Linked DNA regions of Mus musculus: region 1 is linked to region 2. The links are chromatin loops, found by intact Hi-C in ENCODE. Cell type or tissue: heart. All regions are shown on one strand. Links, peaks and the distances in the headings refer to the core of each region. The heading gives the core; the rest is flanking DNA.

Evidence for each region. Hi-C counts contacts between places; a loop is a spot of excess contacts. Peaks named below come from ENCODE experiments on the same cell type or tissue, not always from the same donor. Only the 100,000 strongest peaks of a DNase experiment are listed, where the experiment ranks them.
Region 1: a loop joins it to region 2, with 3 times the contacts of the local background. A loop is called at or near these places in 8 of 42 quality-filtered maps.

The regions. Positions count from the first base shown.
Region 1 is chr5:138,218,494-138,226,834 of GRCm38, reverse strand. Nxpe5 (neurexophilin and PC-esterase domain family, member 5) reads right to left here and starts at 931. Exons shown (of 6, transcript NM_001013773.3): 1 at 831-931. It also overlaps the pseudogene Gm22956. In heart, for the core only: no CTCF peak of the experiment used is centred there; a DNase peak (open chromatin) is centred at 4,554.
Region 2 is chr5:138,470,465-138,478,805 of GRCm38, reverse strand. No RefSeq gene overlaps it. Among named protein-coding and RNA genes, the nearest start is that of Zfp157, 33 kb to the right of the region's middle. In heart, for the core only: a CTCF peak has its summit at 5,038 (motif pointing left); no DNase peak of the experiment used is centred there.

The DNA.
Region 1 (8,341 bases), core at 146-8,145, 250 kb after region 2:
CTTTCAAATATAGGAGCCTTTGTGAGCCATTCTTATTCAAAGCAACACAGCCTGGTTGCTCAGACCTGCAATGCCTGCACTAGGTTGAGGGCAGGAGGATCAGAATCTCGGGTTATCTGCAACTACATAGTAACTTTGAGGCCAGACTGGGCTACAAGTAAACCTGCCTACTATGATAGAAGACCCGCAGTCCCAAGATTGTAAAAGCCAGAGTTTGGGAGTGCCTTCTCTATGTGACTGAACTGCTGCACTCATGAAGGCTGCCACTGGGCTTGACTGCACACATCCTAGGTAAGCTCAAGGTGGCCAACGTTCTAACGTGGGAATGACTTACCTACCCCTAGCTGAGGAGCTGCAGAGAGCTAATGGGTATGGAAGGAGGAAGAGTCCAGTTTTTTTAAGGTAGCTCACACACCCTAGAATATATTAGCAATAAAAACTGTACTCAGTGGGATATTAAAAAAAAAGAGAGACGCAATACTGAAAAGAGCCGAGAAGGTAGAGATGGACCTGGGAGGAGTTAGGGAATGGAGTAGGGGGGAAAACCCATTACAGACATGTATTATTATTTTGTTTGAGACAGGTTTTTGTTTTGTTTTTTTTTCTGCGTAGCCCTGGCTGTCCTGGAACTCATTCTGTAGATCAGACTGGTCTGGAACTCAGAGATCCACCAACCTCTGCCTCCTGAGTGGTGAGATTAAAAATGTGCACCATTGCCCAGCGGGAAACCATTGCTTTTATAAAATGTGAGCAAAGTAACTTTCCAGGATTCAAACAAACAAACAAACAAACAAACAGGAAAGTAAAAAGGATGCAACATAAATGCCTACCTTGGAACTGGAGCGTCAGGGATAGGGCACAGTATAATTAAATAAGCTGGGGATGTGGCCCAATGGGCAAGATGCTTGCCCAGCATGCACAGAGCCTTGTTGAACCCTAGGACTGCATAGGTAGGTTTGTGATGTAGTAACCCACGCCTACAATCACATCACTTGGGAGGTGTAGGCAGGAAAATCAGAAAAGGTTTGAGGCTCATTCTTAGCTACAAAGAGAGTTTGATGTTGGCCTGGACTGTGCTAAAAACAAAAGAACTAGGGCAACTTTAGCTTGATGAGGAAATTAGCTAATCTAGGGTTACACTTATAAGCAGCTTAATTCACCATCCACCTCTACCCTTACCTTCTGCATACCTATTTTATTTTATTATTTTCTTGTTTCATTATTTTATTTCTGAGACAAGGTTTCATTGTGTAGCCCTGGTTAGCCTGGAACTCAATATATAGATCAGGCTAGCCTGAACTCACTAAGATCTACTTGCCTCTGTTTCCTGGATGCTGAGATTAAAGATTGGCATCACTATACCCAGCAGATGCTTTTTAAAAAATTATTAATTTGATTCTCCTCTTTCTGTGCCCCCCATGTGTGTGTGTGTGAAATGTGTATGAAGTATGTTTGTGTGTTTATGACAGTGTGTATGTATGGTGTGGTGGGTATGTGTGTATGTGAGAGGATTGTATGTAGTGTATGTGTGTATATGTGGGGGAATTGTGTGTATGTGTGTATGTATGTGTTGTATGTTTGTATGTATGTATGTATATGGGAGTGTGTGCATATGGTATGTATGTATGGAAGTATGTTGTACATATGTATGTATATGGGAGTGTGTGTATATGGTATGTGTTGTATGTATGTATGTATTTATGTGGGAGTATGTATATGTGGTGTGTGGGGCATGTGTGTGTGTGTTGTGTAGTGTGTGTGTGTGTGGTGTGTGTGTGTGTGTTGTATGTATGTGGTGCATGTGTGTATGTGTGTGTGTTGTAGGTGTGTGTTGTATGTATGTACTTGTTAACGTGTGTGCACATTTGAGCATGTGGAGCCCAGAGGCAGATTTTTGGGTGCCTTCCCACCTTTATGTTTTGAGGTAGGGCCTCTCACTTGACTACGCATTCTGACTAATGAGCTTAAGGTGTGCGTTTGTTTCAGCCCCTCTCCCTACATACTGCTGGGGTTACAAGGAGCTGGAACCCCAGAACTTTATACCAAACACCCAGTTCTTCAATACAGAGCACTCAGTGAACCAAATAATTCCTACAGTAAAAACCCATCTACTAGAGCCTCTATTTTGGGTAGGTAGCAGCCTAGAAACAGCACGTCCTTTGCAAAGTGTCCTTACAGCCCTACGAGGCTGGGACAGGACAAGTCTGCCTCTGCTTCAGCCCTCAGCCTAATTCATATCCAAGGTCCAGGGAACAGACTCTTCTCCTCAGGTAGCCCTGCTGACTATGCCACCTTGAACTACACAGAACTATAATCCCAACCCACGGGAGGCTGAGGTTCTATGGTCTGGAGTTCAGGGTGATTCTCAAGCTATAGAAGGAGATGGGGGCAAGCCTGGGATACACCAAACTCTGTCTCAAAAGGCTAAGCAACAACAACAAAAGGTAGGAAATAAAGATACACATCAATAACATACCAAGAACATGGACCAAGAAAAAAATGATTTGTCAGGAAGACTATAAATTCCAGGTTAGCCTGGCTATAGAATGTGCCACAACAACACAGTGGTATTTGTCTAGCTTAAAGCCCTGTGGCTCCGAATGGTGGAATGACCTCCCACATTGTTAAGGTGAGGGATGTAGTTCGGTTTATAGAATGTTTGCCTAGCATACAAAATTGCCTTAAGTCTGACACCGAGCACCACATTAGAGTGGTTTGATGGCACTGACACTCCAACCTTCAGGAGCAGGGGCAGAAGGAGAAGGATCAAAGTTCAAGACTGCTGGATGTGGTGATCCAGAATGCCTTTTTCTGCCCCTACTCCAATCAACCCATTTCCACTATGTCTCAGGGTTTCTATCCCACGGTAATGAAATACCATGATCAAAAGCAACTTGAAGAGGAAAGGGTGATAGTGTTACTAGAATTTCTGGAAATTTCCACTGGAATTGCCTCATATTACCAGAAAAATTGGGGCACCCATTGGGGTTCTGCTTCTTCGTCATTGAGGGAAGTCAATTTAAGACAGGAACCTGAGCCGGGCATGGTGGTGCACACCTTTAATCCCAGCACTTAGGAGGCAGAGGCAGGTGGATTTCTGAGTTCGAGGACAGCCTGGTCTACAAAGTGAGTTCCAGGACAGCCAGGGCTACACTGAGAAACCCTGTCTCGAAAACAACAACAACCACAGAAAAAACAACAAAAACAAACAGGAACCTAGAGGTAAAAGCTGAAGCTACAGCTGTGGAGAAACACTGCTCTCTAGTTTTCTCACCATGGCTTGCTCATGCTGCGTTCTTACACCCACCAAGGCTGGCACTGCTCCCAGTAGGCTGGGTCCTTCCACATAAATCACTAATCAAAAAAAATGCAGTACAGACTTATCTATAGGCAAATCATATAGAGGCATTTTCTCAATGGAGAGTCCCTTTTTGGAAATGACTCTAGCTTGCATCAAGTTGATATAAAATTACCCAAAACACACCTTATACTAACATCTAGGACTTTTTTTTTTTTTTAGGTATTTTCCTCGTTTACATTTCCAATGCTATCCCAAAAGTCCCCCATACCCACCAACCCCCAATGGACTGTTTTTTGTTTTTGTTTTTTTAATTCACTATACCTGTTTATTTGACTTCAAAAGACTGTATAGGCAAAGAGAGCATACAATACTACTCATGTGTCTGGCTCATTACAGAATTTCAGCTCACCTATGCTGTGCCAACTGGTAGAGTTACTTACATATTTAGATCTGAATAATAATAATCTGTTGTATCTTTTTGTTGTTGTTTAGACAGGGTTTCTCTGTTGAGCCCTGGCAGTCCTAGAACTTGCTCTATAGACCAGGCTGGCCTTGAACTTGAGATACACCTGCTTCTCAGCCTCCTGAATGCTGAGATTAAAGGTGTGTGCCACTGCCACCTGGCTTATTTCTTTCTTTATAGGTTGTAGACATTTAGGTTGATTCAATACCTTAGCTATTTTAAGTAGTCAATGCATATATCTAGTCAACATATTGCTTTTGTTTCCTTTTGCTATATGTCTAATACTGGAATGGCTGGATCACATTGTATCTTTTTTAAAAAGTTATGATATTTTACTATTATTATTTTTACTTATGTATATATGTGCACATCTAATTGTGAATGTAAGGGAAATGCCCATGGAGACCAGAGAGGGCATCAGATTTTCCCCTACCCTGAAGTTAGAGACAGTTGGGAGCCACTTAATGTGGGTGCCAGAATCTAAACTCCAGTCCTGTGTAAGAGCAGCAAGCACTATTCACTGTTGGGCCATCTCTTCAGACCCCATATGGTAGATTTGGTCTTAATATTCTACGGAAACCTCAACTTTTTCCATAATAACTCCACTAAATTTGCATTGTCATCAGCAGCTGCATGGATTGTGTTTTCCTCACAGTCTCATAGCACCCATCACTTGTCTTTTATAGTTAACAGTCTGTTAATAGTTAATAGGAGCTGGTGAAATGGCTAAGAGCACTGGCTGCTCCTCCAGAGGAACTGGGATCCACTCCTAGCACCCGCTGGGATCTGGCGCCCTCTTCTGGCCTCACTTTGCTACAAAGCACTTTGCTACAAACTTGCAGACAGAACACCCCTAAGTATAAAATAATAAACCTAAAGAGACGCCCATGTTTGCAACTGTGGGATAGTTTGGGTATGCATTTCCCTGGTGATTAGTGATATGGACACTTTTTCCTAGCTATTGTCATTTACGTTATATTGGTAAGTTGTCATAAGCTGTTTGAGCTCATGAAGAAGCTGGCTCTGAACTCAAAGTTACACCCTCATCCCTACCTCCACCCCCTGTTTAGGACATGGGCATGTTTGTCTCAAAGTGTTTTCCAAGGCCTAGGGATGGGCTGGCCTTCCAACACTGACAGAGAGGGAATAGTGTCGAGGATCTAGAAGGCTGGAGCATGGCAAACATGGAACTGGCAGGCCTTGCCCTTCCTTTTCCCCCCTTCCCCCTTCTCCCTTCCCCCTTCTCCCTTTCCCCTTCCCCCTTTCTCTTCCCCCCCCCCCTTTCCCCCTTTCCCCTTCTCCCTTCCCCCTTTCTCCTTTCCCCCGTTTCTCCCTTCCCCCTTCCCCCTTTTCCCATTTTCCCCTTTTCCCCTTCCCCCACTCCCCCTCCTGCTAAACCATAGATAACATCCCTAAAGCTAGCCACCAAGGTCTAGTCCCTTATTTGGCCCCACCCCAGCTCACAAGCCCCCTTTCTCCCAGTTCCTGAAGATCTTTCCCACGTCAATTCTCCTTGCTTTCCCAGGAGAGAGCCTTGGCAATTTGAAATCAATCTTTTTCCCTTTTCACCCACAGAGAGGCTATTTTGGATTCTTTACCATGTTCATTTTCAGGATTAGTAAAGTTGCCAGTCTCCCTATAGACCTTATCTATGATTGAAAGTTTTAAATTCATAATAAAAGAGCTCCAAGTCAAAATTGTAATTTAAAAAAGTTTATTTAGTTTATGAGCATTGATATTTTGCTGGCAAGTATATCTGTGAAGGTCCCAGATCCCTTGGAACTGGAGTTTCAGACAGTTGTGAGCTGCCATGTAGGTACTGAGAATTGAACCCAGGTCCCCTGAAAGAGCAGTCAGTGCTCTCAACCACTGAGACATTTCTCCAGCTTCCAAAAAAAAATTTTTTTTTATTTTTGGCTTTTCGAGACAGGGTTTCTCTGTATCGCCCTGGCTGTCCTGGAACTCACTTTGTAGACCAGGCTGGCCTCGAACTCAGAAATCCGCCTGCCTCTGCCTCCCAGGTGCAAAATTGTTATTTTTAAGGTCCAAACCAAACAGAGATAAAATTGCAAAATCCTAACATTATATAAGCTACTAACTATTAAGGATATTAAAATATGCAAGTTAATTGTCAGTCACCTTATAAATGATGAAATTCCTTAATGATTTCAGAGCTATGCTTATAGTCATGCTAAGTACTAATGTAATTCATTACAGGAATAAGCCTTATTTAACCTCCAATATATATTTTCAAAGTAACTATAAACAAGAAAAGTTTGTCTATGTAGATATACTTTAGATAGATTGGTGGCCCTCAAACACTTCAGAGTGTTTGAGATCTGCAGAATATGGAGTTTAAGATGTTTTAATAAAATTGCTTTTGGTGACACATCCGCTCCTGGCAGCACCCCTAACCTCTAAAGAAGACGATGGGCACAGGAGAACCTCCAGCTAGAGCTTGCTTTAAATGGCAAAGCTGGATGGACATTGGACTATAAACCATCCTTCACCTCTACTGCTTGAAGCACACTGTCCAAATGGTGGACAAGCAGGACACTGGGGAGTTGATCACTCTGCTTTGCCTAGACAGATGTGAAAGTCGCCTCCCCCACCCTCAAGTTTCCTACTCCACAGGAAAGTTTGTCAGATCTTCTAGACCTGACTGGCAAAGACTCACACTGCCATGGGACCTCTGCCCCTCACCAACCATGGAGGAGCCTAGGGTGATTGTTCAGGTGGCTGGGAAGTCTGTCATTTTAATAGCTATGGAAGCTGTTTGTCCACACTTCCTGTTTACCCAAGTGAAATGTATTCTTCTCGGGTCTCGGATGGGATTCATGACTAATGAGAGCTCTGTTAGTTTAACATGCAACCAAGGTTTCAGATGCCTTCTCAGTCCTCTTTATGTGTAAAAATCAGGCTTCAAGCCTCACTCTTCCAGAGCTGCTACCAATAGGTCTACACACAGTCTACTGTGTTACCAGACTCAGAAATCAGCTTTCAAGGTAACTTATTACCATTCCTTTACTTAAAGGAACTCCCTTTATGGTGACTGCTTCCAGTAACCAACCACCTGTGCACTGTGGTGAATCATTACATAAAAAAAAAAAAAAAGATGTTAAGTACAAGGTTTATGTAAGGTCTGAGGAAATGGAAGTTTAAGTTGTGAGGGACCTAAGAAAGTGTTTTAGGGTCTAAGAAGGTGTTTTAAGTAAGTTGTATATATTCGAGTTATGAAGGTTGTTGGACTTGAAAGGTTAAATGGTGATTTTTTTAGCAATGATCGCACCTCAGATAAACCTCATTGGCTACGATTCTGCCACTGCACAAAGCTAAATGATCATTTTCAAAAAGTGATTTACGGCATATAAAAGATATAAAAGAAATAAAAATGCTTCCTGTTCCTTTTCTTCACTATGCTCCTGCGGTATTAAGACTTCCAAGGTTCACAGTTTTAGTATTGATCAATGGAGTTCATTTGTAGTCGGCTGGCCTGATGCTGCTTGTATTCTAATGCTAGTTGGGTCCCCTAAAACTGTTTGCATGAGAGGGTCTGCTTAAAAGACACTGAAGGACCCTGCCCCAGTTAATTCTGATTGGTAAATATAAATGCCAGCAGCCAATGGCTGGGGAGAAGAGACATAGGTGGTGTGTGTGTGTGTGTGTGTGTGTGTGTGTGTGTGTGTGTTAGGTTTCCCAGGTGGAACAAGGGGAAGGAGAAAGCTGCCATGCCTTAGGAGAGTGTGCAGGAAAGGGGAGAGGAGAGCTGCTATGGAAGAAGAAGAAGAAGAAGAAGAAGAAGAAGAAGAAGAAGAAGAAGAAGAAGAAGAAGAAGAAGAAGAAGAAGAAGGAGAAGAAGAAGAAGAGGAGGAGGAGGAGGAGGAGGAGGAGGAGGAGGAGGAGGAGGAGGAGGAGGAGGAGGAGGAGGAGGAGGAGGAAGAGGAGGGCAGAGGAGAGCCACCATGTAAAAGAGCCAAGAGAAACGTGGCCCAGAGGCTGCTCAATTGGGTCAAGAGCAGCCAAGATGGAACACAGAATTAAGTAAGCAATACTAGGGTTGTGGATAGAAAGTCGATTCTAACAGCATGGAGGTTAGGCAGCTGCCCAGCTATGGTGCTGCTTAAGGCATATTAAAAGATAAAGGCTGTGTGTGTGTCTTTTATCTGAAAAAATAAACAGTGGTAATGCTAATATGCCTAGCACCTTTTAAATTTTATTTATTTTATGTATGTGAGTACACTGTCGCTTTCTTCAGACGCACCAGAAGAGGGCATCGCATCCCGTTACAGATGGTTGTGAGCCTCCATGTGGTTGCCTTATTGAACTCAGGGCCTCTGAAAAAGCAGTCAGTACTCTTTACCACTGAGTCATCTCTCCTGTCCATAAATTTCTTTTGTAAACTGAGAAGGGGGGGGGGGGAGACAGAGAGAGAGAGAGACAGAGAGAAAGAAAGAAAGAACGAAAGGAAGAAAGAAAGAAAGAAAGAAAGAAGGAAGGAAGGAAGGAAGGAAGGAAGGAAAGAAAGAAAGAAAGAAAGAAAGAAAGAAAGAAAGAAAGAAAGAAAGAAAGAAAGAAAG
Region 2 (8,341 bases), core at 207-8,206:
ACATGAATGTTGGCTTTCTATTATTCATGTTGTTATTGAAGATCAGCCTTAGTCCATGGTCATCAGATAGGATGCATGGGATAATTTCAATATTTTTGTATCTGTTAAGGCCTGTTCTTTGAGCAATTATATGGTCAATTTTGGAGGAGGTTCCATGTGGCGCTGAGAAGAATATATATCATTTTCTTTTAGTTTAAAATGTTTTGTAGATATCAAATAAATCAATTTCTTTCATAACTTCTGTTAGTGTCCATGTGTCTCTGTTTAGTGTCTGTTTCCAGGATCTCTCCATTGGTGAGAGTGGCGTGTTGAAGCCTCCCACTATTATTGTGTGAGGTGCAATGTGTGCTTTGAGCTTTACTAAAGTTTCTTTAATGAACGTGGCTGCCCTTGTATTTGGAGCATAGATATTCAGAATTGAGAGTTCATCTTGGTAGATTTTACCTTTGATGAGTATGAAGTGCCCCTCCTTGTCTTTTTTTTTTTTTTTTTTTGATAACTTTGGGTTGGAAATCAAACAGGACCCAACAAAATGTTGGGTACTGTTTGTGTATCCAGTCTATTAGTCTATGTCTTTTTATTGGGGAATTGAGCCATTGATGTTAAGAGAAATTAAAGAAAAGTAATTGTTGCTTCCTGTTATTTTTGTTATTAAAGTTGGGATTCTGTTCTTGAGGCTGTCTTCTTTTAGGTTTGTTGAAGGATTACTTTCTTGAGGGTGTAGTATCCATCCTTGAGTTGGTGTTTTCCCTTTACTATCCTTTGAAGGGCTAGATTTGTGGAAAGATGTTGTGTGAATTTGGTTTTATCATGGAACACTTTGTTTACCCCATCTATGGTAATTGAGATTTTTGCTGGTTATAGTAGCCTGGGCTGGCATTTGTGTTCTCTTAGGGTTTGCATAACATCTGTCCAGGATCTTCTGGCTTTCATAGTCTCTGGTTTAACTCTAATAGGCCTGCCTTTATATGTTACTTGACCTTTTTCCCTTACTGCTTTTAATATTCTATCTTTATTTAGTGCATTTGTTGTTCTGATTATTATGTGTCAGGAGGTTTAGCTTAACTATTTGTCATTGATGTATTTGATATGACCTCTATAAGAAACTGCTTTAATACTCTATGCCTCTGTGACTAGCAATGGGTGAGCTGTGTATCTGAAATTAATATATTTTGTCCAAGTTTATATAGTTCTGTGTAAGCTTAAAAGATAGTAAGAAACCAGTGAGGGATATTTTATGAATATGTAAAAGTCTGCATTATACATGGACTCCCAACATACAAAACAGCCAGTGATGTTTTCTGGATATTCTGCTTTTCCTCATCAATGCCATTCAGAGAGAAAGCTGTCATTCAGGATGTCCTCTCCATACCTACTCTCTTAGAACAAACAGGTATGCTACTGTGTGTATATGTTATAATTTTGACCTTTAAAAAAATGTCTGCCTGTCACCAGCACTAAATGTGTAAGATGTCCCAGTTGTACCATGAATCTCTAAATAGAGGTAGCCTAGCATGCCCTAGAAGTATGCACTCATGTAGGGCCTTTAAATAGTTGATAGGTACTGGAAACCTAATGAGGGCACCTGCAGTTTTCTCTAACTCTTTGCTCTTTGGAGCTGGAGAGATGGCTCAAGAGTTTGGAACAATGGCTGGTTTTTCAAGGACCCAGGTTCAGTTCGCAGCACCCACATGAAGGCTCACAACTTAATATAATCCAGTTCAGGGGATGTCCTCTTCTGGTGTCTACAGGACATGCATGCACAGAGCACATAGACACAGAGGCAACACAACACCCACAAGAATTAAAAGAAATGAAATAAATGTTGCCGCTGTCATTTGTTTGAGAACTTTTTAAATTCGGTCTGTTACCATTATGAGGAAAGCCATCATCTAGACAAAGAGGCTGAGCAGCATTTGAGAGGTTAGCACATCACTAACAGGACAGACAGACTCTAATCCTGGAACAGACTCCAGGTAGGCCTGACCTAAGAGCTCTTCCTGCCATAACTCTTGGCTGCTTAAAACTGGCTGGAGAATTTTACTGGCATTGGCTCCTTGACACATGGCACTTTCCTCCCAATCATGGAATAAGATCAGATGAAACAGATCTCTTCTCAGTGGTAACAGATGAAGAAGATCACACAAGATGTTGAATCTGTGGTGCAGCCAGAGACTATTGCAGAAGGAAAATGGAGGACCAATCACGGGGGAACCTTGCTGGGCGGAGAAACCTTTGCCCATTCGTTATCTTCCTTAGGCTTCTAGGGGTAAAGAAATATTTGTCCGTTGCTATGTCCCTTAGGTTCCTACAGCTGTTGACCAAACACTGGCCAACACTAACTTGATGAGGAAAGGATTTATTTGACTTCCATTTCCCAAACACAGTCCATCACTGAGTGATTCCAGGGCAGGAATTCAGTGCTGGAACTGAGGGAGAGGCCATGAGTGAGTGCTGCTTACTTGCTTGCTCCATGTGACTTCTCAGCTTGATTTCTTATGCCACCCCAAACCAGGTGACCAGGGAAGACACCTCCTTCAGTGAGCTGGGCCCTCCCATGTCAATCATTAATCAAGAATGAAGCACAAACTTGCCTGAAAGCCACCCTGGTGGAAACATTTCCGTGGCTGAGCTTCTGTCTTCCCTCTCTCTTTCTGTAGGCCTGTGAAACATGGGGTGGGGGGAATGGCTGAGCTTCAGTCTTCCTGATAACTGTCAAGTCTAACTTCCCAGATGCTGCTGTATCAAGTTGACAAGAAACTAGCCAGCATATATGTGACTTGGTACTTGAGAAGCTGGGGTAGAGGAAGCTAAGGTTTTGAAACCAGCATGTGCTTCATGGCTGGATCTGTATCCCAGCCAACCACAAAATGGAGACAATAGTGCCAGCCCTTTCAACTATAGCTAAAACCCAAAGAGCCTAGAGCAAAGATTCTTGTGTAGGGTTGCCTGGCAAGACCATGAATGTGCTCTTACCTTTAGGCATAATGTTTTTGTACACTGTTTAAAGTTTACCTTTGTATGTTATTTAAATCACTGTTTTCTCTATCCCACTATCTGAGTTCTATCCTGACATAGCTCTGTTCTGTTTATTCTTAGAAAGTCCTGTCTCAAGTTTGTGTAAACACTGCTCCTCATTCCTTCTCTGCCTTGCCAATAAAAGCCAATGAGCCAATGCAGAACTTTAGAGAGGATATGGTGGGACTTCCTATTCTAGGAGGAATGGGGAAAGAAACAGGAAGGGAAGGAATGGAGATATGAGGAGAGGTTCATGAAGCTTGAGGAGAGAGAGGTGGATCAAGAAAAGACAAAAATTGCAAGTAATGAGATATTTTCTGGGAGGAATCCTCATGAGCTTGCAGATTTAGAATGGAGTAAGATTTGGTCAATATTCGTCTCAAGGGTATTTTAATAAACCTGACTTCTCTGTGTGGTTGTTGGGGACTACAAAAAGTAAAGAAATACAGCTTCCAGAGTAATTTTTTTTACCTAGATTTACATTAAAATTAATGAATTTTACACTAACCCTGTCTCCCACTGCTATTTCATTTATGTTGTTAGTTGTGGACATGGACATCATTCAATCAGCTGAACAAAGAAAGACTGGGAAAGATCTGGAGAATGTGAAGACACTGCACCAAAGAGACACTGCACCCTTCTGTCAGATACTGGGAAATGGAAGCGAACACACCAGAAACAATTGGAATCCCTTCTGGAATTTTCTGCAGACAGAGGGCTGAGGATGAAGCCTGGCACTGGCAGTAGGAGAAACTTGGCTCCCACAAAAGCCTCACAGAGTTCTGGTCACTCTCCAGATCACCTCACAGGAGACACTGGTGCAGAGGCTGTGGTGGCTAAGTGTGGGCCCAAACTCCCATCAATTAGGACTGCTTAGTTTTGCATACGTCTTGCTTTCTAATGCAAAGGAACCCTCAGAGGACCCTAAGTTGGGGTGGAGTGACCTTGGACCGAGAATTATTTGTTCCTCTTCCCAGTGTGCTGTCTTTAGTTATATCTCCTTTCTCTGTTACTTTTTGTTTGTTTTGTTTTGTTTTGTTTGATCTTGACAAAGTCTTTCCCTTATGTAGCCTGACTCTCCCAGAACTCATTATGTAGGACTCAAAGGCATCCAATTGTGTCAGCTTCCTGAGTCCTGGGGGAAAGGCACTCATCACCATACCAGGCTTTCTCTACTTCTACTTCTGTCTAACAGGTCCATGGGAAATGGGTGGCCACAGTCTAGGCTGTCTGGCTGCCAGAACCCAGGCTCTGTCACTAACAACCCTTGGAGGCTTAACTGCCTATATGGCCTCAGGTGGATGTCAGGGAAAAATGGACTGAACTTTGAGGAGCTGGGGTGTCGGGACACAAGCATATTTGGCTGGTGGCGTCCTGGTTCAGAGCAGCCCAACACTCTCCCTGGGATGCTCACCCAGGCTCCCCTGGCTCCCCCGGGCAAAGAGGAGGAGCCAGACAAGATGGAGCTGATGTCTCAGCCCCACCCTGTGTAAGTGAACATGGTCTCTATGTCAAAACAGTTTGGAAAGGGGCTGACATCCAGGGACACACAGAATATACAAGGGAGTTGCGTGTCCTTGAACATGGGACAAAACTTTTCCTAGCATTTCTAGGTGAAGCTAAAGCTGTCTGGAAATGAGCCTCTGAAGAACTCCCATTAATTACCCACTACAGCCTCTGCTCCAGAAAAGGAACTTCAGTTGGTTTGGCCGAATTGGCCCATGCTTCTACAGGAGGTGGGATGGGGCACCTTTCACAGAGGCAGGGCCCTTGCTCTGAAGAGAATCAGATAACTGGAAAGCTAAACTATCTGATGTTTTCTTCACAAGGGAGAAAGCCTATCAAGGGAACCAGAGATAGGAATGAAGCTCCTGCCCCCAATCCTGCTCTGTTGAGATCACTGTAGTACCCACCCCCACCCCCATCTCTATCCTAAATGTCACTGAGATGCCAGCACACAGGTCCAGGAGAACTCCTTGTGCTCAATGGACAACCACCGCCCTCTAGTGGCCATACGATGCAGCGTCATTTCCTCGGGAAGAGGTCCAGGGGAACTCAACCTATTTAGGTCAATTAACCTGTTGTTAAAGATACATATTCCTCCTCACGTTATCCCTGGGAGAGAATGTGTGCAGTTTCTCGGGAGCACAATTTAGCAAACCTCAGTTGATAAAAATGTTCTCCAGACAAAGCACTTCAGGTTCTATTAGTATAACCAGAGTAGGCATGACAAGACCATTTCTTCTAGAACTTTCTACTGCCTATGACCAGGTGCATGGTGCTTCCCTTATGTTGAGGCTGTTGGGCTTTTGTTAGTGTCCCGCTACATCAAGGCCTTCTAAGGCCAGGCTCTTAGAGGCCTTCTGTGGGGTCTCCACCACCCTGCTGTAGGGAAGCCAGACCACAGCTGTCCCAGTGGCTAGACAACATAGCATCCCTTGACAGGCCCGAGTTAGGAAGACTTTGGGCCCTTAAGACCTCAAATGGTGGCCAGTTCCCCGTTCCTGGGACACAGTTCCTCCAATCCCCAATGAGCTCTCATTTAAATTGCACAGTTGTAGCTAGAATAGGTGTGACTATTCCCTGAGGTTGCTAATATTTGATGGGTTTGATATAATAATTTAATTAAGGAATCGGAAATTAATGATACTCAGTACCAGTGTGTGACCTACAACCCAGCTGGAAACTTTCTACTGGGAAGCACTGGACACCATTGTGGTTTCTACAATGGGCTACTCTGACCAGCAAAAAACCAAAATGGTCCTGAGTGGTGGCTCAACGTGTTAAGGGCACTGACTGCTCTTTCAGAGGACCTGGGTTCATTTCCCTGCATCCACAAGGTGGCCCACAACCATGCAGGACCAGAGTTCAGGAGATCCAGTGCACTCTTCTGGCTTCCATGCACACAGCATGCATGCAGTCGTAGAAACACATGCACTCATCCACGTAAAATGAAAAAAACTTTTTCAAAGAAACAAAACATTTTTAACTATGTAAAAGTTCATGTGCATGGATGGTAGTGTGGGACAGGAGGCCATTGTCATATAAATACATATTTGCACTCAGCAGGCCTCCAGTACCTCCTTCTACACCAATTGAATTTCATTAATCCCATTTCCTTCCCAAGAGAGATTCATGCTGTGTATACAAATATGACTCTTTTTTTGATATTTCTTAAAATCTAGGAACCACAAACATCTCTCTCTTTTCCTTACTCCTTCATCTGTTTTTCTGTGGACAGATTACGTTTCCCATTTTCCTTCAACAATAAAAATTAACCTATGAATTTATTTCATAGTACTCATCAGGATATGGAAACTCTCCCAAAGTCTTAATGTTTGTGCATAGTTTTTCCTCAGGATAGGGAATGTTATAGTGAGCAGCATGGGACACCCTGCAAACCAGAACCCAGTTAGCCATTGTCTGTGGAACACAAAAGAAGCACACTGAGGCCTGTAGAACCCCAAATGGGAAAACACTAGAACACATTGAAAAGCAGAGGAGCCCCGCCCACTCCTCTAAGAGAAAGGCACAATTAAAGATGATCACATAGACTTTGCTAAAGTTCGTTATCCCAACACTCACCTCCACAAAATAATCCTAATGCTCACCTAGGAGGGGCCTTTCTACACTGACTTGCTCCTGACCATGTGTAAAAGAACGCTCTGTGTGCCCCTGGGCCTGGGCCTGTGACTATGTGTGTTTGTGCATGCATATTCTTTCGTGTACACATGTGTGTAAATGGGCACAAGGGAGTATGTGTGCCTTCACCTCCAGTAACACTATTAGGAGGTTTTTCAGGTATAGGGCATGTGTGATCATATACACAGGATGACATACTAGGAAACCCATGCTAGAATGATCTGCAGGGAGCAGGTCAGGACAGTAAAAAGACCCTAAGAGGAAATCGCTTCTTCCTGGGATGCTTGTGGTACAGAGGGGATGGTTTGGAAACTTCTGCCTGCTTTCTCACAACTGAGGGTCACCCTGAAGCCAGTCCTGAACAACAATATCAACCAATCAGGACTCCCCCCTCCCTCAAATCTCCCAGGGACTTAACCACCAGCCAAAGAGTACACATGGGGCGGGACCCATGGTTCCAGCTGTATATGTAACAGAGGATTGCCTTATTGGGCAAAATCTGGAGGCTCAATGACCCAGAGTAGAGGAATAATCAGGCTGACATCTGCCCCACTTGTTGGGGGGTTGGTCAGGGGAAAAGGAGTGCTACCATGAAAGGGAAAGGGGGCAATTGCAATATTCTGATGCCAGACTGCGCCATCTTTGTTTGTCCTCTCCAAAGGCCAGAGGCATCTATGAAGAGGGGAGAGAAGGAGCGAGCGCTAACGTCTCTAGCCCTGTGCAGCAGCAGGGAAGAACAGAAGCAGGCTTCCTGTGTCTCTTTATTCATCCTTTTGCTAGTAACTTTAGAGGCCAACCTTGGGCTCTCTAAAACCTGGATTGTCTGTACTAACTGGTTGATATTAGGACCTCATTACCATCAATGGAATTGTTCCCAGTCTCTGTTTCATATATTGAAAAAGCTTGTTGATAATGCATGGCCCAAAAGAGAGGAGTAGTGCAGTGATGACCAGAAGTCCCATGATTGTGGAGATGAGGGTTGCTAGCCAGGGGGAAGAACTGAATAGTGAATGATATTAACTTTTGGAATTTTCTCGTTCCCTTTGGTGCATATCTACACTTTCCCTAACTTTAGCTAATGACTCCCTAATAACTCCAGAATGGTTGGCATAGAAACAACATTCTTCACGAAAGGTGGCACATAACCCTCCTTGTTGTAGGAACACTAAGTCTAGTCCCTGCCTATTTTGTAGTGCTACCTCAGCAAGAGAGCCCATGTTATGCTCCAGGTGTGGGATGGACTTTCCTAGGCATTGAATGTCTTCATTTATGTCTGTCTTTAAGCTATTGTAATTTCCCCCCTTTAACATCAGTGCAGCTATCCCAGTACCTGCTCCTGCCAGTCCTGCCCCTAGGATCACAGCTAGGGTTAAGGATATGGGATCTCTCTCTCTCTCTCTCTCTCTCTCTCTCTCTCTCTCTCTCTTGTCTCATAAGGTCTCTTTCAACGTGCCCTACCAGAGTTTTTAGCACTGTCTATTCTAAATAATAGGTTATGTGTACTAACTTGACTAGAGTACAGAACTCCTTTGTGGTAGAGGAATTAAGGACCTCTCTATACACAGATGGGTCAGGCGAATTGAACAAGCGCACCATATTTGTTCGGGGGGGGGGGCGGGTATAATTTATTTGGAATGTGACAGAGGGACTTTCCCCAGGCGGGTACCTTGCCCTGATATGG